3 separate regions of the Homo sapiens genome follow, and all the other regions are linked to region 1. The links are chromatin loops, found by intact Hi-C in ENCODE. Cell type or tissue: heart right ventricle. All regions are shown on one strand.

Evidence for each region. Peaks named below come from ENCODE experiments on the same cell type or tissue, not always from the same donor. Only the 100,000 strongest peaks of a DNase experiment are listed, where the experiment ranks them.
Region 2: it touches region 1 in a loop (7-fold over the local background); 3 of 110 quality-filtered maps call a loop at or near these places.
Region 3: a loop joins it to region 1, with 3 times the contacts of the local background. A loop is called at or near these places in 10 of 110 quality-filtered maps.

Annotation. Positions count from the first base shown.
Region 1 is chr21:44,945,932-44,953,931 of GRCh38, forward strand. All of the region lies in intron 2 of SLX9 (SLX9 ribosome biogenesis factor), which reads left to right. Among named protein-coding and RNA genes, the nearest start is that of SLX9, 9.9 kb to the left of the region's middle. RefSeq lists enhancers at 3,477-4,062, 3,603-3,752, 4,063-4,648, 6,140-7,090. In heart right ventricle, CTCF peaks have their summits at 4,001 (motif pointing right) and 4,200; DNase peaks (open chromatin) are centred at 1,261, 4,010 and 6,884; H3K27ac peaks cover 7,580 bases.
Region 2 is chr21:45,816,189-45,824,188 of GRCh38, forward strand. All of the region lies in intron 4 of PCBP3 (poly(rC) binding protein 3), which reads left to right. Among named protein-coding and RNA genes, the nearest start is that of PCBP3-AS1, 16 kb to the right of the region's middle. RefSeq lists enhancers at 819-1,320, 1,321-1,820, 5,567-6,252. In heart right ventricle, CTCF peaks have their summits at 4,565 (motif pointing left) and 4,777; a DNase peak (open chromatin) is centred at 4,563; H3K27me3 peaks cover 1,730 bases.
Region 3 is chr21:45,026,225-45,034,224 of GRCh38, forward strand. No RefSeq gene overlaps it. Among named protein-coding and RNA genes, the nearest start is that of PICSAR, 25 kb to the left of the region's middle. RefSeq lists enhancers at 2,190-2,689, 5,002-5,669. In heart right ventricle, no CTCF peak of the experiment used is centred here; a DNase peak (open chromatin) is centred at 3,555; H3K4me3 peaks cover 747 bases; H3K27ac peaks cover 1,815 bases.

The sequences.
Region 1 (8,000 bases):
ACCCCGTTGGCCGGGATGGTCTCGATCTCTTGACCTCAGAGATCTGCCTGTCTTGGCCTCTCAAAGTGCTGGGATTACAGGTGTGAGCCACCACGCCCGGCCTGGTCTTTGTTTTTCGTAAGCTCAAACCTCATTAATTTAGAGTAACTGGTGGGAGAGGGTAGAAGCTTGAACTTTACAATGTCAAAGATTGATTTCAAATTTCAGAACCATGTTATCAGAGTAGAGCATAGAAGTGTTTTCTTGAAATAATTGAACAATAAGTTGAAAAAATTTGAAGATTCTATTGTTTGTGAGTCTGTTGGGTAATTAATTTTTTTCTTAATTCACATACCCTTATTTGTGCATAAAAATCTTAAAGCTTGTGCTGACGGGACTGTAGCGTGGCCCGTTCTGGCGCTCCCCAGCCCTGAGCTCGTGCTGACAGTAGCGTGGCCCGTTCTGGCGCTTCCTGCTTGTGTGCAGGTGTTTCCCATAGCCCGCCTTGAGGGGCACGAGGATGGGAATTATTTGAGCCGTGCGGCAGGGTCAGGGTTTTGGGTGTTGGGGAGGAGCCTTGGCCTGGGGAGGCACTTAGTGCTTCTGGCCAGGAGCCGGTGGCTTTGTGCACTGCCCATGGCTGTGATTTCTGCCTTGGTGCCCCAGGGGGATTCAGGAGAAGGTGCTCCAAAATGGTGCCTTGGAGGTTGTCCCTGAGGTGTGTTCCAGGAGGCTGTCCTGTGGGAGGGGCGTTCTGAGCTCATCGCCGCGGGCCCCCATTACAGCCCTCCTGGAGCGAGGCCTCTGGCCAGCCGTCTCTGGCTGTGGCTCTCAGCCCAGGGTTCTGGTGCATATTCCTTCCACCGCCCTGCTGTGGGTTTTCTGCACTGAAGAGCCCCGGGCTGGATGAAGGGGACCATGGGACCTCACAGAGGGCTCAGACGGAGGGACAGGCCTCCACTTCCCCTGCCCTGGGATGTGAAGCACCAGCTTGGCAGGGTGGCAGGGCCCACAGACCCTCATGGGTGGGACCTGCAGACCCTTAGAGGAGTAGCCCCACAGGCGGAGGGGCTTGCCCTGGTCTGGGGGCCCCAGCCCCTTTTCTTCAGGCCTCCGAGGTATCCAGGCGCCTCAGTGGGGTCCTTTGCATCTTGGCTGCTCCTCACCATGTTCCTCCCTCTCTCCAGGAACAGTTCTGTTTTTTTGGTGTGGTCTCCTCAGCTCCTGATTGGCTGGTGCCCTGCGTCCCTACCCCCACCCCACCCCGGGTTTGTGCTGGGGCCTGAGTGCCCATGTCATGCAGATACTGCATCCTGTGACTTGGCCGCCACCCTTCAATGACCCGCCTGGCTATGGAGGTGAGGTGGCGGCCTGTGGGTGCCTGTCTGCCTGGCTTAGTGCAACACCGCCTTCCCAAGATGTGTCTCATCGTCCGTGCCCTGCCTGAGTCAGGAATAGCACTGCATGCTGCGTCTCTGGCCAAGGAGCTGGGTGGCCCAGGGGAGGGGTCTAGGCTGTGGCCCATCACCTGGTGGACACCCGTGTGCCCATCTGCACCCCTCCTCCCCCACTCTAGCCCTGGGAAGTGGTGGGGCTTGTTAGTCCCTGTGACTGACAAGTTCGTGGCATCGTTCCTATCCTGTGACTGACAAGTTCATGGCATCGTTCCTATCCTGTGACTGACAAGTTCATGGCATCGTTCCTATGTTTTTTTTCAAGCCCTTCGGATCCCAGCTCGCCAGGAAGCCACATCTGACCCCCTGTTCCCTTCCTGTGCCCTGGAGCCTGCCTTACCCTTACGGGCATCCTGGGAGGGACCCTCTGAGCTCTGCAGCCTCCTGCTACGGGAGGAGGAGGGCATGGGTGCAGGGCTGAGGCTGGCCTAGAGTCCCCTCCCCGCCCCAGCTCTCTAAGACCCCCTGCACCTCCCCAGCAGGACTCAGCTTTGCCTGTGGGCCGGGTTGTGCATGCAGGGGCTTTGCGGCAGCCTGTGGACCCCATGTCGGGGCTACAGCTCCTCCATGTCCGCTCTGGGGGTGGCGAGGGACCTGTGGCAGAGCCGGGGTGAGCACCCGTCTCCTGAGCCTCCCCCAACGCAGTGCCACCTGCTGTGCGTGCTGTGTGGCCAGCTCTAGCTGGCTTGTGCAATACCAGAGCCTGGCAGCCGGCCGGGTGTCCAGTGGTGGCTGATCCTCCAGCCTTGGGCACGGCTCCAATCCTTGGCATCGGACATCCGGGGAGCTGGTCATGCAGCATCGGGCGATCGGGCATCCGGGGAGGTGGTCGTGGAGCATCGGGCGGTCCGGGAATCTGGTCGTGGAGCATCGGGCGGTCCGGGGAGCTGGTCGTGAAGCATCGGGCGGTCCGGGGAGCTGGTCGTGGAGCATCGGGCGGTCCGGGGAGCTGGTCGTGGAGCATCGGGCGTCCGGGGAGCTGGTCGTGGAGCATCGGGCGTCCGGGGAGCTGGTCATGCAGCATCGGGCGGTCCGGGGAGCTGGTCGTGGAGCACCGGGCGTCTGGGGAGCTGGTCATGGAGCACGCTTAGAATTGGATTTCTAGTTCTGTGTTCCTTCATACCAGAAAACGAGCCCACCTGTTTTCAGACAGGCACTTGGGACTCAAGCTCAGAGACACAGGCAGGGTGGGGCAAGGCCTGGTATGGACTCAGAGCCGGGTGGGGCTGGGGGCCCCTGGAGCAGAGGATGTTGGGAGGCCTGTCACCATTGCTGGAGAGGGAGCTCACAGCATGGTGGACGGCTTGGGGGCGGTGGGGGCATGAGAGGCGCCGGTGGTGGTACAGGATTTTGGGGGTGTTGCTTTTCTGGCCAGATACCTGTGGCCGGTGGCACCTTTGCTTGAGTTTTGTCCAGGCCCACTGGGCTCATTTCACCTACTTGGCCTGGCAGGCTGAGCTCAGCTCATGCTACTGGCCTGGATCTCATGCCTCCAAGGGAGACTGGAGTCAGGCGTGGAGCGGTGAAGTGTGTGTGTGAGCAAGTGTGGGGTCCGGCCATTGCAGGCCAGCGCCAAGCCACCCTCAGCCCCCGCCTTGGCTTCCTCCCAGAGCTTGTTGATGCCCAAGGTCCAGAGGGGGCCAAGGTGGCAGGGCCTGAGTGTGTGCACACCCGGCCGGGCTCTGACAGCACCTGGGCTCAGCCCCAACCCCCCTTTGAGATTGGAGTGGGCGTTGGAAGCAGGGAGAGGCCAGGCAGCAGGAGCAGGCATCTCTGAGTCTGCAAGGGTAAGAGTGCAGAGAGGCCAGGGTCCCGAGCCCCGACTTGGCTGCTGCTTGCTCCCGCTCCTGCTGGCTCTGTGGAGCATGCAGCCCTGGCTCCCCCTCGCACGGTTTGTGGCCTTGCCCGGGGGCTGCTCCTGATCAGGGAGTGGATTGTGGGCCCTGGGCCCTGGGCCCGGCTGTCAGGAGTGTCGGGCCTGGCAGTCACACCGATGTGGGGTGGATCCTAGGGATGCAGCCCAGGCGGCCCTGCACCATAGCCTCCTCCAGAGGAACCCAGCACCCTCGGCCGGGTGGACACAGGGACCACACTGCTGTCCGGGTCCCCAAAGCGCGGCCCCAGCTCCGCCTACCCCCCAGAACCCTCTGTGCAGCAGCAGCAGGCCAGAGCGCACCATGGAGCCAGGCTCTGAAGCCACAGAGGCCTACTCTTAGACGCCGGGCACAGGGCACCCACCGCCGCCATTGCTGCTCCGGCAGCCACTCCTGCCGCTTCTGCCTGCGCCTTCCGGCTGTGTACGACCTGCTGCTGCTGTCAGTGGAACACGTCTGCGTCTGCAGGCGTGTTGGACTGGGTGACGAGGCCACCAGGCTGTGGTGCAAGGACATCCCAAGCTCCTGCACCCAGCCCTTGGGCAGGGCTGGCTCTCCCGGTCAGCACAGAGCGCTGCCCAGGTGATTGTACCTGCTTAGACCCCACTCCACCCCCAGGCACCTGCGGTGGAGGGACCTGCGGTGGAGGGCGCGACCTTGGCTTCCTGGCCGTCCCTCTGCCCTGGTGATCTGGCCAGCAGAGGGCAGCAGAGCTGTGTCCTTGTCAGGTCAGCCCAGGTGTGGGACAGTCCCGGGATAGAGACGCAGGCTCTCCCTCCTGCCTTGCACAGCGGAGACTTGGGAAGTCCCAGCTCCTCATCAGACAGTACAGACTCTGGGGTTACAGGGTTGTCTTCAGGGATTTTTTTTTTTTTTAAGATAACTGGAAAATGGCAGAAAATGAGCCTTGCCCCACCCTGCCTGTGTCTCTGGGCTTGAGTCCCAGGTGCCTGCCTGAAAACAGAATGAGCTCATTTTCTGCTATTTTCCAGTATCTCAAAAAAAAAAAATCCCTTTTTTAAGACCTTTTTTTACAGTTGTGAAGTCAAGGGTATGACAGGAAACCATGCAGAATGTACTTGTTGCTTATATCTACTCCCAAGTTAAAATAAGAACAAACTGACGGGGAGGTTACATGGAGATGGCTCTGTGGAAGCGAGGCTTGGGGTCAGATGGCCTCGGCTTGGCCGCAGCTCCCTGTGCGTCACCTGCCTTGGCTGCGTGGTGCGGCGGCTGGGAGTGGTGCGCCTTCTTACCTGCGCTCCTGCAGAGAGTGTGGCCGTGCCAGCCGGTATGTTGGGAGCCCAATGACTTGTTTCTTAAGCCAGGCATCCTTGTGAGCCACATGTTGTTGAGACGCTAGACCAGGGGTCGGAGGTGTGGCCTATGCCAGTCCGGCTGGGAGCGTGGCCCTGTTGGTGGCGCTTCTCAGGCCCATGGTCACGCAGTCACATGGTGCCATGCTGAGGCATTTGACTTGGACCAGACATAGTGCTGTTTCCTCCCATCTTAGTGGGAGTCAGGAGCCAGCCAGGGCCTCTGGGGTTCTAGCCTCCTGCACCTCCTTGCCGGCGTCCTCAGGGTTTCTGCGATCAGCTCCTTCATCTGCGAAAGGGGGGTGTCGGGGGGCTGCTGTAGAACTGCTGTGGGTTTATCCTCATAGAACTTTGAGCACAGAGACTGGCCCAGGCGGGTGTGGGCTGCACCTGTGCCTGAGGATCACGGTGACTCCACCTGGTCCCTGTCCTGGAGCACGTGGCGGCGACTGGGTACACGTGTCGTGGGCACAGTGCAGCAGGCTAAGCCTTCATCGGATTAAAGTCGCCGGTTTGATTTAAAGGCCTTAAAAATGGTTTAAACACACAGCAGCAGCAGAACACACAGGAGAAGATTCCTCTGGGCTTGGCCAGCCTCTTCTGTGCCTGTGTCTCATGGCCTGGCTCCTGTTCACTCAGGTTGAGATGAAACCGTGGCTGCTGCCATACTGGGCGCAGAGGAGGCTCCCATCTCCTGGTGGCGCTGAAGCCCACAGCCATCCAAGGGACCAACATCTTGCAGCATCGCGCAGGGAGGTAGGAGAGAGGCAGGGAAAGTGGGCATGGATGGCCCTGGCTTGCTGCACAGCCTGGGAGGAAGCAGGGGGACAGGCTGTGGATGTGGCCCTTGCCGGTCCTGTTCAAGTCCCAGCTCTACCATCTGGATCCAGGGGCTGAGTCCTCAGCGCACGGGGCGAACGGCCGCGTCTTTGCCCACCGTGCCTCACTCACTGTCATGCCTGTGGCTGAGACTTGAAGGTTAGGGATCAACTTTTACCTAAAATTACTTCTGTAGAAAATAACATTTCATGATTGAGAAAGCAGCGCGTATGCACACATTGCAGAATAGACAAATACGCAACATTGGGAGATAAAAGCCAGGCCCTGCCCCCGGAGCCGCCCGAGCGCGCTGTGTGGGCACCATCTCTCACTGCCCGAGGGCACTGTGTGGGCACCATCTCTCGCCTACAGGTGTTCTCGCCCAGGCCTGCTGCACGTGCCAATCACTAACCGGGGCGGGGCATCTCAGGAAAGGCCCTTAGCTAGCAGTGTCTTCAGGAGCCCTTGCTGCTCTTTGTCCGAGCAGGGTTCGCCCGTCGTGTGTGGGTTTATCCTCATAGAACTTTGAGCACAGAGACTGGCCCAGGCGGGTGTGGGCTGCACCTGTGCCTGAGGATCACGGTGACTCCACCTGGTCCCTGTCCTGGAGCACGTGGCGGCGACTGGGTACACGTGTCGTGGGCACAGTGCAGCAGGCTAAGCCTTCATCGGATTAAAGTCGCCGGTTTGATTTAAAGGCCTTAAAAATGGTTTAAACACACAGCAGCAGCAGAACACACAGGAGAAGATTCCTCTGGGCTTGGCCAGCCTCTTCTGTGCCTGTGTCTCATGGCCTGGCTCCTGTTCACTCAGGTTCACTCAGGCCTTTGTGGGCCGTGCAAGTCTGGATCTCACCGGCTTGCCGAGGTCCCTGGGCCGCTGTCTTGGGCTTGCGCTGCTCGCCCCCGGGAAGCTCAGCCACTGCCTTTTTCTATTTGCCAGACAGCAATCGGCAGCTTCCCTGGCCACTCAGGGAGTGACTCCTCCTCATCAGAGCTGTCTGCTGTCAGGGCTGATGTTTAAGTTGTTTCTGGAACTTTCACATCAGAGTGTGTGGCCTGATCACCTTGGGCCTGGCCTGGGGATTCCCGGGGCCGCCTTCCATCACCAGAAGGTTGGCCCCAGGGCCCTCCTTCTCCCCTGCAGGTCTGGCCCCAGCTGCTTCAGGACCGCCCTCCCATGGGGGATGCTGTGCCCAGCAGAGGTCTTTTGGCCGAGTGGACAGTTGGGGTTATGTGGCCCCACGCCCAGCAGAGGTCTTTTGGCTGGGTGGACAGTTGGGGTTGTGTGGCCCCACGGGACCCTCCCTCGTTTGGGGTGCTGCTATGTGGGTGTCCGTGTCATGTGCTCCGGGCGCCCCCCTGCCTAGGAGACGGCGGGGCAGTGTCTGAGCATGTGGGTTGCTATTTCTGAACCTGGCACTTGGAGCTCGGTGGCTGGAGCTATTTAAGGTTCTTGACATGTTCGGTTGGTGGGGCCTGGCTGGCAGCATCCTGCTGAGGCCATCTGCACGTCACTGTCCTCATCGACAGCTGGGGTGGGAGGGCAGCTGAGTGTTTTCAAATGGAAACTTAGGGGTGAGCAGGGAAGGGCTGGGGCCCCAGGTGCCACTGTATTCTGGGTGTGGCACTCATTCTGACTTGCAGGTGCCATCCTGAGACTAGGAGGTCCCCAGGGCCCTGCCTCTGGCAGCCTCCCCCTTGGCATCCCACCTGGTGTGTTTTCCAGACCCCGCCTGGCAAGGCCCAGGCCGAGCCTGTGCAGCAGGCTCTCCTCATTCACTCCTCAGACACTACTCCTCATGGGAGGTGGCAGCGAGTGCCCCCCGGCTACAGGGCTATCCCTTCCTCTGTGGGCGCGTGGCCGGCCTGTCATGTTCAGGGGCCCTGGGCACTGTGGTTTTCTGATGTGTGCTTGTCTGAGGTGTAGGCAGGTCGTGGAGGCTGTCTTGCGAGGTTCCCTAGGTGGGGCCCCCAGACTAGCTGAACCCACCAAGAGCTGCGAGTGGCTGTACCTCCCAGAGCAGGACGCCTCTAGGTGAGCAGCACAGCCACTCCCTCGGGCACCATCCCCGGCGGTGGGGCCCTGCGTCCGGGCCTCGGGAGCCTGTCCTGCACCATCCCCGGCGGTGGGGCCCTGCATCCGGGCCTCGGGAGCCTGTCCTGCACCATCCCCGGCGGTGGGGCCCTGCATCCGGGCCTCGGGAGCCTGTCCTGTGTTGACTTAGGACTGAAGCAGTTCTCTGGGGCTTCTTCCTTTCCAGGTGGGATGGGGTAGTTTGGGCAGATGCTGAGGACACAGGCCAGGTGTGGCTCAGGAGGCCAGGAGTGCCCTCTGGCCCCGCAGCCTGGGTTCCTCAGTGCAGTAGCGTGACCTTGGCGCTCTGCATTCAGCGTCCCTGGGTCGTGCCACCCCCCGGGGAGCTCTTGGCCATGACTGCTCTTCCCTGCGGTGCTGCTGGTACTTTCCTCGCTGCAAACCTCGGCCGCACCCCAAGGCCTTGCTGAAGCCCTCAGTCCCAGTAGCTGTTGATCCTTTGGCATTTTCTGCATCATGAC
Region 2 (8,000 bases), 870 kb after region 1:
TAGACTTCATAAGTACTGTACACTTGGGATATGCTAAATTTATGATATAACAAAATTTATTTCTTCAATAATAAATTAACCTTAGCTTACTCTAACTTTTTTGCTTTATAAACCTTTAGATTTATTTTTTAACTTTTGACTCTTTTGTAATAACGCTTAGCTTAAAACACAAACACATTGTATGCAGCTACGCCAAAATATTTTCTTTGTTTTTATAAGAATTTTTCATGTTTAAGATCCCCTTCCCCTTCCCCCTCCCCGTCCCCTGCCCCTCCCCTCCCTCTCCCTCCTCCCCCTCCTCCTCCCCTTCCCCCTCCCCTCCCCTCCCCTCCCCTCCCCTCCCCTTTTGTTAAAAACTGAGACACACACACACACTTTAGCCTAGGCCTGCACAGGGTCAGAATCGTGCATGCCACTGTCTTCCACCTCCACGCCTTGTCCCGCTGGAAGGTCCTCAGGGGCAGTAACAGGCGTGGAGCTGTCCTCTGCTGTGATCACAGTGCCTGCTTCTTGACACCTCCTGAGAGACCTGACTGAGGCTGTTCTATGTTAACTTTTTTTTTTTTAATAAATAGAAGGAGTACACTAGAATAATGGTAAAAATATAGTATAGTAAATACACAAACCAGTAACACCATCGTTTATTATCATCGTCAGGTATTACTATTGTAAGTAATTGTACGAGTTACGCTCTGATGTGACTGGCAGGGCAGCAGGTGAGTTTACACCAGTATCACCACAGGCGTGGGGGGAGCCAGCTGCACTCCTTCCTAAGGAGGCCACAGCGTTGCAGGGTGATGGGACTTTTCAGCTCCATTCTAATTTTAAGGGACGGCTGTGGTATATGGCACGTCTGTTGTTGCCTGAAATGCCGTTGTGTGGCACGTGACTATATATGCTACGCTGTTAAGAATTTGGGGTGTTGTGTTTGTTGTTTTTGGTTTTTATTTCTGCAGGCATCTAATTTACCGAAACTTCATGTCATGGCTCGGTCGAACTTTGTCAAGGAAAGTCTTCACTATCCCTTCCTCTAGAACTTAACGTTGTCCTCCTCCTAAGGTGTAGCCTTTCATGGGTCTCAAGTGAACACCCTGGATGCTGAGTGAGGGGCCTCCACTGTGGCTGTGAGCAGTCCCCGCCTCGTGGTACCACATGACATTTAGCGTGTCTGTTCACCTCATACTCCCCAGTAGTTCTGTCTCTCTCTGCCATTCCTCATGGAGTCCTTGCGTGCACAGCATAGTATTTGGCCAACATCTTCCTGCAGTTTGGGGGCCCCGTCTCCTCTTAGCTCTTGCCTCTGCTGTCCCCATCTCCCATATTCCAGCTGCTGCCGCAGCCCCCATGCTTGCCTTTTGTCCTCAGCCCCCCAGCGAGGCAGCAGCTTGTGTGTGTGCTGCACTGCCGTGAGCAGCAACTTGACAGTGGACGCAGCTAGAAAGCAGCCGGCGAGGAGCTCAGCGTGTGTCTCCGCCGGGTGAAAGATCACAGTCCTGCACCCTGCTGTGCAATGCTCGAACACACTTGCTTCTTATTTCTGTCCAATTCTTAAGGTTTTTACTGTGGGATCATAAGTCCTTACTCCTTCATGGTTGGAATCAAAATCCAAAACCTTGTGGTTTCCATTTTCAGTTGATGATATCCTTATGAACTCAGGATTTATTTCACTTTTGAAAAGTTAATAGTCTTTATGTTTTAGGGCAATTGTATTCTACAATACAGAAAAATTATTGGAAAGTATAGAGCGTGCCACCTCCTCCCCTCATACAGAGCTTCTCCTGTTACGTACATCTTGCCTCAAGTGTGGTACAGTCAATGAACCAATATTGGTACATTATTATTATTATTTTTTGAGACAGAGTCTCGCACTGTCGCCCAGGCTGGAGTGCAGTGGTGCGATCTTGGCTCACTGCAACCTCCACCTCCCGGGTTCACACCATTCTCCTGCCTCAGCCTCCCGAGTAGCTGGGACTACAGGTGCGTGCCACCAAGCCTGGCTGATTTTTTGTATTTTAATAGAGACGGGGTTTCACCTTGTTAGCCAGGATGGTCTCGATCTCCTGACCTCATGATCTGCCCGCCTCGGCCTCCTAAAGTGCTGGGATAACAGGTGTGAGCCACCGCGCCGGCCTGGTTCATTGTTATTCACGGATGGTCATAGTTTGCATTGGGGCTCACTGTGTTGAACACAGGTTTTGACAAGTGTCCAGTGACACGTGTCCCTGTCATTACTGTGTCATACAGAAGAGCTCCACTGCCCCCATGCGCTTCACGTACTCACTCCTCCCGTCCCTGAAGCCCCTGGCAACCACTCATGTTTTTATTGTCACTATAGTTTTGCCATTTGCAGAATGTTTTGTAAGAAACTGCCACAGTTTTGTAAGAAACTGCCAAACTACCTTCCCAAGTGGTTGCATCACTTTGCAAACTAAAATCTCTCTAACCGTGAGATCTATTAGTCATGCTCCTTGGTATTTACTCAAAGGATTTGAAAACTTCAGCCTACACAACAACCTGCACACAGATGTTTATAGCAGCTTTGTTTATCATTGCCAACACTTGGAAGCAACCAAGACATCCTTTAGTAGGCAAATGAATACACCAGTGGTGCATCCAGACAGTGGAATATGATTCAGCACTACAAAGAAATGAGCTGTCAAACCATGAAGTGATGCGGAGGAACCTTGAATGCGTGTTACTTAGTGAAAGAGGCCAGCCTGAAAAGGCTGCATGCTATACGATTCCAACTATATGACATTCTGGAAAAGACAAAACTATAAAAATAGTATAAAGATCAGTGGTTGCCAAGAGTTGGGCGGAGAGATGGATGTGTAGGTGGATCACAGAGTACTTTTACTACAGGGAAAATACTCCGGGTGATGCTGTAATGGTGGATGCGTGTCATTACACATTTGCCCAAACCACAGAGTACAGCACCGAGCGTGAGCCCTGCTGTGAACTCTGGACCTGGGGGGTGGTGATGTGCCCACATGGGTTTGGTTGTGACTCATGTACTGCTCTGGTGGCGGGCTGTGGGGGATGGGCCGTGGGGGATGGGGGTATATAGGAAATCTCTGTGTTTTGTGCTCAGTTTGCTGCTCTAAAAAATAAAACCTAAACAAAGCAGTCGGAGTCCCTGAAGACTGTCCTGTGACAGAGCAGGAAGGGCTCCCTTAGCTCTGAGGGAAAGCGCTGGTTATGTATTTGCTCTTCTCCCAAGAACACACAGTCTAATTTTGATCCTCTTTACAGACGGGATGAAGGGCATGTTCATCAAGTAAGCGGATGCAGGTGCAGAGACCACACCTGGCACGACACTGCCGTTGGGCACCCCAAGGCCGAGGCCGGCAGCCACTGTTGTCCCCAGAGTCCATCTGGTTTCTAGAGTGGAAAATGGAAAGGGGTCAAACCGCCCACGCAGCCCTGAAGTCCTTGATGGTAGTGTAGATTCTACAGTCTTCCCCAGGTGCTATCTTGGCTGAGGTGGGGAAGGCTCCTGGGGACTGTACTTGGCCTTTTCTGCCTTAATATCCTGCTCAAGGCCGGGGCCAGAGGGCTTGTCTGGCAGCTGCTGGGCGCCTCTGTCCAGTGCTGTACCAGAACGTCTAGCAGATGGGTGTGCGGGCACAGGGCCTCTGCCAGATGGACTCGGGCCAAGCTCCGTCTGTCATGTTAATTGTGGGTCCATGATGGTGTCTGAGTCCCCTGGAGTGGGCAGGAGCTCAGGCCCCAGACCCAGCCATTGTCTGAAGGTCCAGGGCCTGGCCACTCACTCTGCCCATCATGCTGTCACTCCAGGCAGTTACTCAGGCCCGCTGGGGAAGGTGGGGTGAATGTTTGCTCTACACCGCAGGACTGTTGCGGGTCTTCCCTGGAGACTGGGTCTCCGTTTCAGCCACTGGCTCTGACCCATGGACCAGCTCAGACCTCATCTCCTCTGAAGGGAGTGGCGCTGGCCTTTTCCTGGCTCTCGGCTATGTGTGGGATGATGCTGGCCTTCTCCCGGCTGTCAGGTGTTTTTGGTGTGTCCATGTCAAGTGTATCCGTCCTGGGAACACCCAGTCCGGCTGCCATGGCAGTGGGCACCACGGGCCAGCACACCTTTGCTGCCTGTGAGGTCGTTGCGCCTACCTGGCCCCATGGGCCCCATTTTATCTCGTCGCTTTGCTGTCTGGGAACTTTGTCACCCACGGATAGGAGTGCCAGGCCCAGGAGGATGTCACGCAGTGTTGGCACTTCAGCTTGGCTGCTGTTCTCCCACAATCCTTGTGAGGGCCTGTGATGACCCAGGTCAGGATAGGACAGGTGGCTTGGGTTCTGCGGGCCACACGGTCTGCAGTGTGCGTGGCCTTGACCTGGTGCTGGAAGGCAGCTGCAGACCACGAGTCAAGGAGGGGGTGAGACTGTGCTCCGGGGAAACGTGGATTGTGGATATGGGCAGCCAGCGGGGCCTGCAGACCCCTGGGTTAGAGCCAAGCCCCAGAGGCACCTTGGTTTCTGAGAAGCCAGAGGAGGGAGTTCCTGGGACCTGGGGGATGACCATGGACCTCTGCTGCCACCTCGTGGCAGGGCTGACGTATCTGAGCCACGTCCTTTTCTCCCGGTTTAGAAATATCCTGGTGGGAGGCGCTTTTTCATCCTTGCAGCAGACAGGCAGCTCTGTTGGCCACACGATCTGGGCTGTGTGCCCCGCCTTCAGCAGAGGCCCTCAGGACCCTGCGGGATACAGCCTCGAGAGGACAGAGCCTCAGACTCTGAAGGCCACAGCAGTGATAGCACACCTGTGTCTGAGGAGTGCGTTCTGAGAGGAGACCCGGCCCCTCGTCCTTGTCCATCCATGTGGCTTCTGCAAAGCACCCTTGTCTTGCAGAGCCAGCGAGCCTGGCGTTGTGACCTGGGCTAACTTGGTACCTTTTCTCTTTTTAGAGGCAGAATCCTTTCTTGAGAACAGCATCTTTCAACTCTTGACCTGCTCCCCCTTCCCGGTTCCCACTTTTTGCCTGGCAGGCTGGGAGGGACCCCCTCTCCTGTGCAGCCTCTCCCTAATCCTGGATTCCGCAGGGGCTCCAAGACCCTCAGGGTCGCCAGTGACTCCTGGGTCACACTGGCCCAGCACACACTGAGCTCCAGCCTGATGTCCAGCCCAGGAGGTCCTCAACTGAGGTCCAGTACCCCCCTGCACCACGCTGTGGGCCCCGCACCCTCCCCCAACTCTTTTCTACAACACTCTTCCCCCTGCACCGTGCTGTGGGCCCCGCACCTTCCCCCAACTCTTTTCTAGAACACTCTTCCCCCTGCACCACGCTGTGGGCCCTGTGCCTTCCCCTAACTCATTTCTAGAATACTCTTCCCTGCCTGCACCCTGCTGTGGGCCCCGCCCCCTCCCCTAACTCATTTCTAGAACTCTCTTCCTCACCTGTCTCCCTGGTTCTTGTTCTGGCTTCTCCACGGGACCCTCCTGTCCTCCCGTGTGATGCTGACTGCTCGTGACATGTTGCAGCCTGTCTCTGCTCCCTTCCCTGCTCTTGTCACTTCTTGCTGGTGCTCTGTGGCTGTCATGCAGACTGGGGTTGGGGTTCTGTTCCCTCTACTGTACTGGAGCTCCAGGTCATGGGAGGCAGCAGAGCCCAGCCCTGGCCCTTCGAGCTTCCGTCCTGCAAGCACCGGCAGTGTCAGGGAGGCACCGCCCAGGGGAGGCTCCTCCTTAGGGTGCATTGTCACTCGGCGTTTCCGACACCTGCTCTCATCATTTTCCTACCTTCTCTTTCCTGACAACTTAGCTATTTATCAGACCCCAAAATCATGAGCCTTGAGAAATGATATTCCACATGCTCATCCTCTGGAGGACACCTGGAACTGAGCTTGCTTCCCTGCTCACCCTGGGAAGTGGTTTCACAATGTCCCTCAACGTGTGACTATCACCCATAGCCTCCGGTATCTCTCTGTGTTCAGTGTGAGGCCATTTGCTCGTTTGACCCTTTTGAAGGTCAGGAGAAGCTGGCAGGACTCCTGCAGGCACAGGCACCGGCACCGTCATCCTGGGAGCCATCGGGGTCCTCAGCCCCCACTGCAGCCTGAGCCTTTCCTCTGGCCGCACTGTCCATTTCTTTAGCTCCTCTTTTGCCTTTTCTGGGGCCTTCTCCGGTGTTCTGCGTTCTTTTAAATGTTTCATGGTTAAAACTGGACACATCCCCCAAGAAGCTATAAATCAACCATAGCAAGAACTGATCTCTTTCCAGGTGACTATAAAAATGATTTTTTAAAAATGGTTCTTTAAAAATTGTCAGTTAAGCAGATAACAGACCCAAGACAGGGCCAGGAGAGTGAGGGGCGGATATGGCATGGGACAGGGTTAGGAGAGCAAGGGGTGGACCTGGCATGGGACAGGATTAGGAGAGCAAGGGGCGGACCCAGCACAGGATAGGGCCAGGAGAGCAAGGGGCGGACCCGGCATGGGACAGGGTTAGGAGAGTGAGGGGCGGACCCAGCAGGGGACAGGGTTAGGAGAGTGAGGGACAGGGTTAGGTGCACGAGGGGCAGACCTGGCACAGGACACACCCATCTTGGTTGTGAGTTTCTGACTCTTCTTGGTTTTGGTGACCTTGACTGTCCTGAGCAGGACTAATCAGGCATTTTTCAGGCTATCCCTCTGCTGGGATCTGTCTGATGCTTTTCTCATGGGTACAGGAAGGGGCTATGAGTTTGAGGAGGAAGCCCCCAGAGGTGAAGTACCACTGTCACCCCATGGTATCGGGCACACCCTGTCACTGTGACTCACATGTGAGGCTGACCTGGGCCCTAGCGGGGGGTAAGGTCTTCCCCCTCCATGCTGTCCTCTTATAGGACATCGGTCTGTGCAACCTAAGGGTGAGATAAGATTGTAGTTTTATTCAACTCTTACTTTTAAAATTTTACAAGGACTCACATTGACGTAGTGGGTGAGATTAGAATTAGACTTTTTAACTTTCTGGCCTAAAACTGATTGTACTGGCACCTTTTGTGAAATGACCTCTGCAGTCCCCATGACCCCTCAGGTCAGTCACCTCTGTTCCCTGCATGTCGTCCTCCCCAGCGCCCGCTGGCATGGCTGCTCTGCTGTGCCAGGAACACAGGGTTTCAGAGTTTCAGAAAACGTCGGCCTTAATTCCTTCAGGGGACCTTCCACACTGTGCAGCTCCAGGAGAAGTCCTGCTGGGGATTCGGTTGAGGTGGTGTCTGGTCTCTTCATGAGTGGAAAGTGCAGCCATTTAACCCCCTTGACCTCCCACCCCAGGCGTGGACTTTCCGCTGTGCAGATTCCCTTTCATGTCCCGCAGAACCACGCGTGTCCGTTCTTCTGAGAGTTTTTTCCTGGTCCTCACACAGTGTGTGGGCTTGGCATGGGCTGCGATCTTTGGCTCTGTGATTCACTGACTCACCCAAAGGGGTGGCCGACGGGTTCCTGCAGGGCAGCTGTGGCAATTCAGGGCCCATGGGCCTGGGTTCAGGGATGCTCCTCAAAGAGTGTGGCAAAGGACCCCAGGCAAAGTAGGTGTTTTTTTTTTATTTTTTAATTTTTATTTATTTATTTTGAGATGGAGTCCCTTTCTGTCGCCCAGTTTGGAGTGCAATAGCATGATCTCGACTCACTGCAACCTCCATCTCCCGGGTTCCAGCAATTCTCCTGCCTCAGCCTCCTGAGTAGCTGGGATTACAGGCACCCACCACCACGCCCAGCTAATTTTTTTATTTTTAGTAGAGATGGGGTTTCACCATGTTGTCCAGGCTGGTCTCAAACTCCTGACCTCACGTAATTCACCCGCCTTGGCCTCCCAAAGTGCTGGGATTACAGGCATGAGCCACTAGGCTCGGCCTGTTTGTTTCTTTTAAATAAATGCTTCTCAATTTATAATGTGTCTTTAGTTGATTTCCAGCATCCTAAAGTGGCTATTTTTGATGGTTTCATCCCATTTGTCATTGTCTTGGGCAGGGGATGTGCTGAGCCCCTCACTCTGCCTCCT
Region 3 (8,000 bases), 80 kb after region 1:
CAGCCTTGTTCGTTGATGGCACCTGGAGCAACGTGAGGGGTGCATGAGCACTGGCCGGGTTGTAGGACACCGAGTGACGTTGTGCCCCAGCGTCACTGGGAGAGATGCTGGAGCAGCGGTTTTGCCTTGCGGAGCTGTGTATTGGCGGGGAGGGCTTCTAGAAAATGTGCAGAGCACAGTTGGATTTTGTTATAAATTTCAGCAGGGATATTTTTAGCTCAAGGACTCAGGAGAAACCTGACTGTGCAGCCCCAAAGTCCCGAAGGTGCCGTCATAGCCTGGACACCGGCTGCACAGGCTCCACTGGGTCCAGGCAGCCGCCTTTGGGAGGGCCAAGCTCTAGGTCTTGAGGGGAGTTGAGGCCGCACAGCTCCTGTTATGGGCTTCGTGCGCCCTGGAAGGTTTTCCCTGCTGGGCACAGGGACCGCTGGGCCACAGTGAGGCACTGGCTCTACATTTAAGCCATGAGGATGTTGGGGCTACACTTGCTGCAGAAAGAAACAGACATTGCGCAGGGGACATGGCACTGGAGTCTGGCCTGCGCTGTGGCTGGGTGACAGCGCACAGGTCATCAGGGCCTCTGGAGTGGATATGGTCATTCCTGCAGGGGAGAGGACAGCGTGAGACGTGCCCATGGGAGGCACCTGTATTTCACTGAACGCCTTTCAGACAGTCTCAGAGAGATGGAAGAGCTGACAGCGTCTTCCAGAGGGAGTGGGGACGGGGTGGCCATCTGGCGGCCACGCCGGGCCTTGGCTTTCTTCGAGTTTCGGTAGAAGAATCCTCTGACCCCACCACAGGTCCAGCCCAGGCAGGGTCTCTGTGATGGTGGAGCCAGGAGGCCGTGACCTTGCAGATTTCTCCTCAAGCTCATTTGTAAGGAGGGAGTGGCCAGAGGACTGGAGGATGTTTTGCCATGGATGGGGCCTGCACAATAAATAGGCAGCTCTTGGAGGAAACGTGAGGTTTCATCCAGCAGACCCCCCAAGCCACTGCATCTAACGTCTGTCCTGCAGCTGGGGGAGGGGTGGTGAACTCGTCCTGTCACAAGGCAGGGACCAGGCAGTGAGGAGGTGCTCCGGGCTGGGTGCCGAGAGAGCGGGTCCTTCTGGAAAGGGCTGTGGACACAGCAGGGAGGCTGGGCATTCAGGTTAAAGTCAAACCAGACCAGATGTGCAGAGACTCTCAGGACGGACAGAGGGTCACACAGACACAGGGGCAGGAGTACTGAGCTGGGGCCTCCCCACCAAGCAGGGTCTCGGGCCGAGGGATCAGCCCTGGCAATGGAGCACGTGGGGAGAGTGCCTCCTCCCTGCACACATGGGCCCTGAGTCCACAGGGGCCACAAGATCCCCAGGCAGTGTGGCCCTGGCTTTCGGGACCTGGGGCCTCCCCAGGCATGTACACCGGAATCCCCTGAGCACCGCCAACGACAGGTACCCCACACCCAGGAGGGCATGTGGATGAGGAGAGGGGCTCAGGCAGGGCCTTTGCTGAAACGCCCAGGGGTTAAGATTTGCTTGTAGATAAAAAAATCCCTATTCTAGGAACTTACCTGGGATACCTATCCATTAAGATATGTGCCCCTAATACTGTGTCAACACCTCACCTCATCTTTGTGGAGGGTCCTTGCCCCCTGAGGAGAGGGGAAGAGTTGAGCTGGGTGGGCCAGAGCCCCCTGTACTCCTGGGTGCTCCCCAGCCTACACTCAGCTCTGGGTCCTGACCCTGTCTCCCTAGGCAGCCGGTTGCATCCCCTCTGTGCAGAATGTGAACCCCCAAGCAAGGCCCTGCTCCCCCTGGGCCCCAGAAGCCCCTGGGGGCCATAGGGTCCTGAGGAGTGACCGTCTGTCTGGGGGTCACAGCGTCCTGCGGAGGGACCGTCTGTCTGGGGGTCACAGGGTCCTGAGGAGGGACCGTCTGTCTGGGGGTCACAGGGTCCTGCGGAGGGACCGTCTGTCTGGGGGTCACAGCGTCCTGCGGAGGGACCGTCTGTCTGGGGGTCACAGCGTCCTGCGGAGGGACCGTCTGGGGGTCACAGGGTCCTGAGGAGTGACCGTCTGTCTGGGGGTCACAGCGTCCTGCGGAGTGACCGTCTGTCTGGGGGTCACAGCGTCCTGCGGAGGGACCGTCTGTCTGGGGGTCACAGGGTCCTGAGGAGGGACCGTCTGTCTGGGGGTCACAGCGTCCTGCGGAGTGACCGTCTGTCTGGGGGTCACAGCGTCCTGCGGAGGGACCGTCTGTCTGGGGGTCACAGCGTCCTGCGGAGTGACCGTCTGTCTGGGGGTCACAGCGTCCTGCGGAGTGACCGTCTGTCTGGGGGTCACAGCGTCCTGCGGAGGGACCGTCTGTCTGGGGGTCACAGGGTCCTGAGGAGGGACCGTCTGTCTGGGGGTCACAGCGTCCTGCGGAGTGACCGTCTGTCTGGGGGTCACAGCGTCCTGCGGAGGGACCGTCTGTCTGGGGGTCACAGCGTCCTGAGGAGTGACCGTCTGTCTGGGGGTCACAGCGTCCTGCAGAGGGACCGTCTGTCTGGGGGTCACAGGGTCCTGCGGAGGGACCGTCTGTCTGGGGGTCACAGGGTCCTGTGGAGGGGCCGCCTGCCTCTTCTGGCTTCTGGAGGTGCCTGGGGCTCCTTGGCTTGTGGCCACACTATCCCCATTCCTGCCTCTTAGTCTCTCATAAGACTTGTCATTGGATCTAGGGCACCCTCATCCCAAGATCCTTAACAGGCTGGCGTGGTGGCTCCTGCCTGTAATCCCAGCACTGTGGGAGGCTGAGGCAGACGGATCACCTGAGGTCAGGAGTATGAGACCAGCCTGGCCAACATGGCAAAGCCCTATCTCTACTAAAAATACAAAAATTAGCCAGGTATGGTGGCGTGTGCCTGTAGTCCCAGCTACTCGGGAGGCTGAGGCAGGAGAATCACTTGAACCCGGGAGGCAGAGGTTGCAGTGAGCTGAGATCGCGCCACTGCACTCTAGCCTGGGCAACAAGAGTGAAACTCCGTCTCAAAAAAAAAAAAAAAAATCCTTAACATAATGACCTCTGCAAAAACCCTATTTCCAAATAAGCCACATTGACAGGTTCCAGGGTTACGGTGTGGACATCTTGAGGGGTCACCATTCAGCCCACTCCAGAGGGGTCCATTGAGCTGGGTCCTCTGCAGGGCTGTGGCCTGTGCTGGGTGGAGACAGTCCTGGGGTGCTGGAGGCAAGCGGGGCTTCACTCAGGGCTGTATCTGGCTGCCTCCGAATCGCAACAGAAGCTCAACAAGCCTGGAGCTCCCTCAGGGGGCTCAGTGGCCTCTGAGACCTCCCATCTTCCATTTTCCCCTAGAGCTGGCCATGCCTGGGGACTCTGACCATGGGCCCCAGAGAGCGCTGCTCCCCTTTGGCCAGCGACAGGGTGGCCAGGCCCAGGATCTGGAGGGAGAAAGCTGCTGGCCTTCTCCAGGGTGCAGCCTGGAGCTTCCCTGCTCTTCTGCAGCTGTGCTCAGCTACGCTCCAGGGCTGCGCTGATTTCCGCTGTCAGTGACTTAAGCCAGCGTCCACGGCCAATCAGCACAGCACTTCTGCCTGCTGCCTGCTGGGTTCAGACCAGGCTGGGTCTGGTCCCTGACGGAGGATGCAGTTCTCATCCTTCAAGCACAAGCCTACAGGCAGCCCCTTGTCACCGAGCGTGACCCTGCCTCAAGGCCTCCTCCTCCCTCTCTTGAGTGAGTGGAGCAGAGCTGGCCGTGGCCTCCCTGCCTCCGCTGAGCCCACCACCAGTGGGTTTTGTTCGGGGCTAATGAGGCGCGGGAAAGGCGGAAGGTGCCGGCGTGACAGCTCAGAAGATGGAACTAATGAGACCTTGTTGCTGGACAAAGGTGGCATTCAGGGTGTCCTTTTGGCCTCGGCCCCCGACTCCCAAACGGGCCCCTCTAATCACAGATGGTTCCCGGACCTGTCCCAGCAAAGGGTCCTGAAGCCCCGGCTTTGCTGTGCAGAGGCTCCTCCCAACCTGGGTTTAGCCAGGCGCCTCCTCGCCTGCCCCACCCCCTGCATCTGGTCACCTCACCCCTCCAGGCGCAGTTTTGATGGAGAAAACCAGACGCTGTGGGAGCCCAGGCCGGCGTCTGAAGTCCGAGGTTCCAGGGGCCACAGAGCCCCGGCCTGGACTCACAGGGGAACTCCCTCACGGCAGGTGGGCCTCCTGGGTCTTTGTCTTCCTCATCAATTGGCAATAGCTAATCAGTGGTGGATTTCTGCAGGTTTGGCAGCTGCTGCTCCATTTGAAACAGCTTAAATGAGCTAAGAGCCAACTCAGCGGGTAAAACTGTAATCAGTGTACAAACAAATTGCACTTTCATTTAGTACATAAAGCACGGTAATGTTATGAGTGGATCAGAACTCACACGATTCAAGTTTACATTCAGAAGCCAGCAAAGCCGCTTTAGAATTACAAAGGGCAAGTTCCCAAGAGGTCTTGCTGAAATCTCAGCCTCTCCCCAAATGTTCATTTCCCACTTCCAACAACTCTCTAGAGTTTTGATGTGTGAATTGCCGAAACTTTTTAGGGCATTGCTTCTCCTGCTCCAGCAAGTGTGAGTCACTGAGTCCTGTGAAAATGCAGAATCGGATTCTGGCCTGGAGGGACCGTGTGTCTCTGAGCGTCTCACAGGGGTGCTGGTGCAGCCACACCATGCCCAGCATAGGCGCGCTGATCCTGAAAGCCCTTTGTGTCCTGGAAGCCCCTCCTGTTCGTGAAGGTTTGGAGAGAGGAGAAGGAAGTCCTGGGTTCCAGGGGCGGGGGGGCAGGGCGGGGTGCTGCAGACCAGGGGCAGCTGCGAGGGTCTCAGGGTGCAAAGCCATTCCCAGGGAACTGCAGACCTCACCGGGGCAGCCTGGCCTGCAGGGAGGTCCCAGGGGAGGCGACTGTGCTGGGCCAGGAAACCGCCTTCTCCTTCAGTGGAACACAATCCACACTCATGGCGGAAAACACAGGAAATCCATAAAGACGCAAAAGGAAGCCACGAACACTCTCATTTATTTAAAATTGGACAACTTATTTGAAATTGTCTATAAGGCAGACATATCTGAGACGCCAGATGGGGGCTGAGCGTACCGAGTAAAGAGGGGCTGACCCCAGACTTCTGATAGACAGGAAAACAGCAGTTCCCCTAAACCTCTGGGGCCCGGGCCCCCGACACACAGGCTCCTCAGTACTCTCTAAAGTATGCAAGGAGCTCGCTTGAGCACCAGGGGCAAGAACCCAAGAATCTGGGGCTCCTGGTGCCTGAGACTCTGAAGGTTGGGGTGCATGAGACCAGGCTTCTCCCACCTCAAACCGAACAGCCTCAGAGGACGGGGTCAGAGGCTGGGGGCCAGGGTCTCTGTGGAACCTGAAGGAACGGAGAGAGGGAGGGAGAGAAGCACCTGAGCCCTTCCCAGCAGGCAGGGCTCCAGCCCTGTGACCCACCCGTGCCCTCAGCTCCAGCCAGGGCGGGGGCTCATCGGCCCCTGCCCGGAGCTCCCCCACAGTTTACAGGGCACACAATTACCATCCCCACCCAGCAGGAGCCGGAGTAGAGAAGCAGAAATCCTTCCTTTGTTAATCATTTTCCATCAGAACTTCGTTTTGGCTTGGAAAGTAGGCCACGGCCAGGCTGCGGGGGGTGGGGAGGCCTGGACCCCCACGCGGCTGCTCTGAGCTCAGAAGGGTCAGCCGCCCAGTTGGAAGCGTTTTATTTTCTAACTCAAATACGTATTTATAGCAGAAGAGAGATGCTCCAAGGACGGGCTCCCTCCTGCCAGGAGCTGGAGCAACCCGGCCACTGTGCACACAGCTCTGGGGGAACGTCGCCTCACTGCCTGTCCTTGCCCCAGGCCCCTGCAGTGACAGACGGGGGCTGGCTTTTCCCCGAGTGAAAGTTGTCAGAACCAAAATGGAGACACTTGTGCTAGAACCCTGGCAACGGAGCCGGAGGTGGCCACGAAGGGGGTTCTCACACACGAATGCCTGATAACAAGAACGGAAAGACTGTGAAAAAATCCACAACCTGGCACAAAGGCTGCTGCAACCTCGCACAGAAATTGCTCTGGAGGACATCGAGGTGCCAGGTGCTGCTGTCCAATCACACCTGGAGCCTCCCTTGCTGCTGGTCTTGGGGAGGCGGGCTCCAGCTCGAAAGGAGGCACACAAAACTGCTGGGAAACGGGCCGGGCAGGCAGGGGCGGGGCCGGGCGGGTGAGGACATGGCTTCTGTGCGCACGGCCCGGCGCGATGGCTGGTGTGGACCCCTACCTTTGGAACACGTGGGGCCAGGCCGAGGGGGTTCCGCCACGTCTCCTGGGCAGAGCGCCAGCCTCAGTCACCGTGTCACTGTGTGTCCCTCCACACCCCGAGTCCTGGCAAACCAAGGCAGTGCAGGAGGACGCCTGGTGCCCAGGGTGATGGACATGGGTAGCACATGGGCCCCATGTGTCCGGGAGCCTGGGGCCTGGTGCACCAGGTCTCAGCTCCTTCCCACCGTGGGTTCTGGGCCAGTTGCAGGCAGAGAACAGAGCGGGTGCCTGGCTCAAGCCGGCCAGTGTCTCCCCCATGTCTCAGCTCCTTCCCACCGTGGGTTCTGGGCCAGTTGCAGGCAGAGAACAGAGCGGGTGCCTGGCTCAAGCCGGCCAGTGTCTCCCCCATGTCTGAGCCCAAGACCCGAGACACGGCCCCCACTGAGACTGGGGGTGGCTCTGGGCACCAATCTCGTGTGTGGGGGCCCCCCACCGCCCACCCCCGCCCAGTCTCCAGGGGTTGTCTGGGGCACTTTGCCCTCCCCAAGGCCCCCCACGCCCATTCCTCTTTGAGCCCCGTGCCCCTGAGTGTGCCGGGCAGTCCCTGGGAGCCCTGTGGTGATGGCAGCCACACCTCCCGGCCCTGCTCAGAGTCAGGGGTGCCCTTCAGGATGGGCTAGCCGCAGCCCATGGACCCTGCCTCCTGGGGGGCCGCCCCCCAACACGCTTCACCGCCGCCGCGCCCTGCCCCCGGGGCAGCTTTCAGGACTGTTTGTCACCAAGGCCAGTGGTTGCAAAACAAGTGGGGCCTGAATTTATAGGAACTTAGAATTTCTCCAGGGCAGAAGGTTGAATAAATGCAGGGGAACGTCAGGGGCAGATGAGGGGAACGTCAGTGGCAGAGCTGACGCGGGTTCCCTCCCTCTCTCCTGGCCGTGGACCCTCGCTTGCAGAGAGGGGCCGGCCCGCGCACCCCCGGCTTCCGAAGCTTGTCTCCAGTGACTTATTCTCGTCTGTGCAGCGGCCAATTCTGAGTTTGGGGCAGGAGCCCTGGGTGGCCCCTCAGATCCCTGCAGGCGTCCCTCGAGTCCGCCGGCCCTGTCTGCCGGAGCAGCTGGGCTTTGCTCTTCGCAGATAAAGCTCCTGGCACCCGTTCCATGCTCCTCGGGTTTGTTCTTTATTTTAAATCCTTTAAAGTAAAAATCTCTGTCTCTCTCCCTCCGTCTTTCTCTCTCTCATTATCAACTTTTCTGCTCTCAGAAGCCCTTTTGATCTGGAGCCTTGAGATGCTCTGTCACTTAGAGACAAGCCCCCTGCTTCTCTTTTTGACTTCTGTCCTTCCCTGTCCGTCCTCTCCCACGTGGCCCTCAGTGGCCCCGCTAACCTGGCCCTGGCCCTGGCTTCCAGGTCTCTTGGCTGGCCTTTTGCATTCATCACTTTACATTTTTCCATTTTGAGTCCCAGGAAGATTTATCAACTTCTCCTCAAATTCCCGAGTTCACCACCAGAAACCAAAGTTGCCGTTTCATTTTCGGGCTGTTGCCACGAGACCTGCAGGCTCCAGCACCCACGAGGCCCATGGCCACTGGGAGGGACATTGGTGTTCCCAGGGTGTGAGGGCACCTTGGCCGGCATGGCGGGGACACGGGGTCATGCCCACCATGCTGGTTCTGCTGATGCCATGGGCCTCTGAGTACTCACTGCCCTGGGTGTGCGGGGCTCGGTGCGGGGA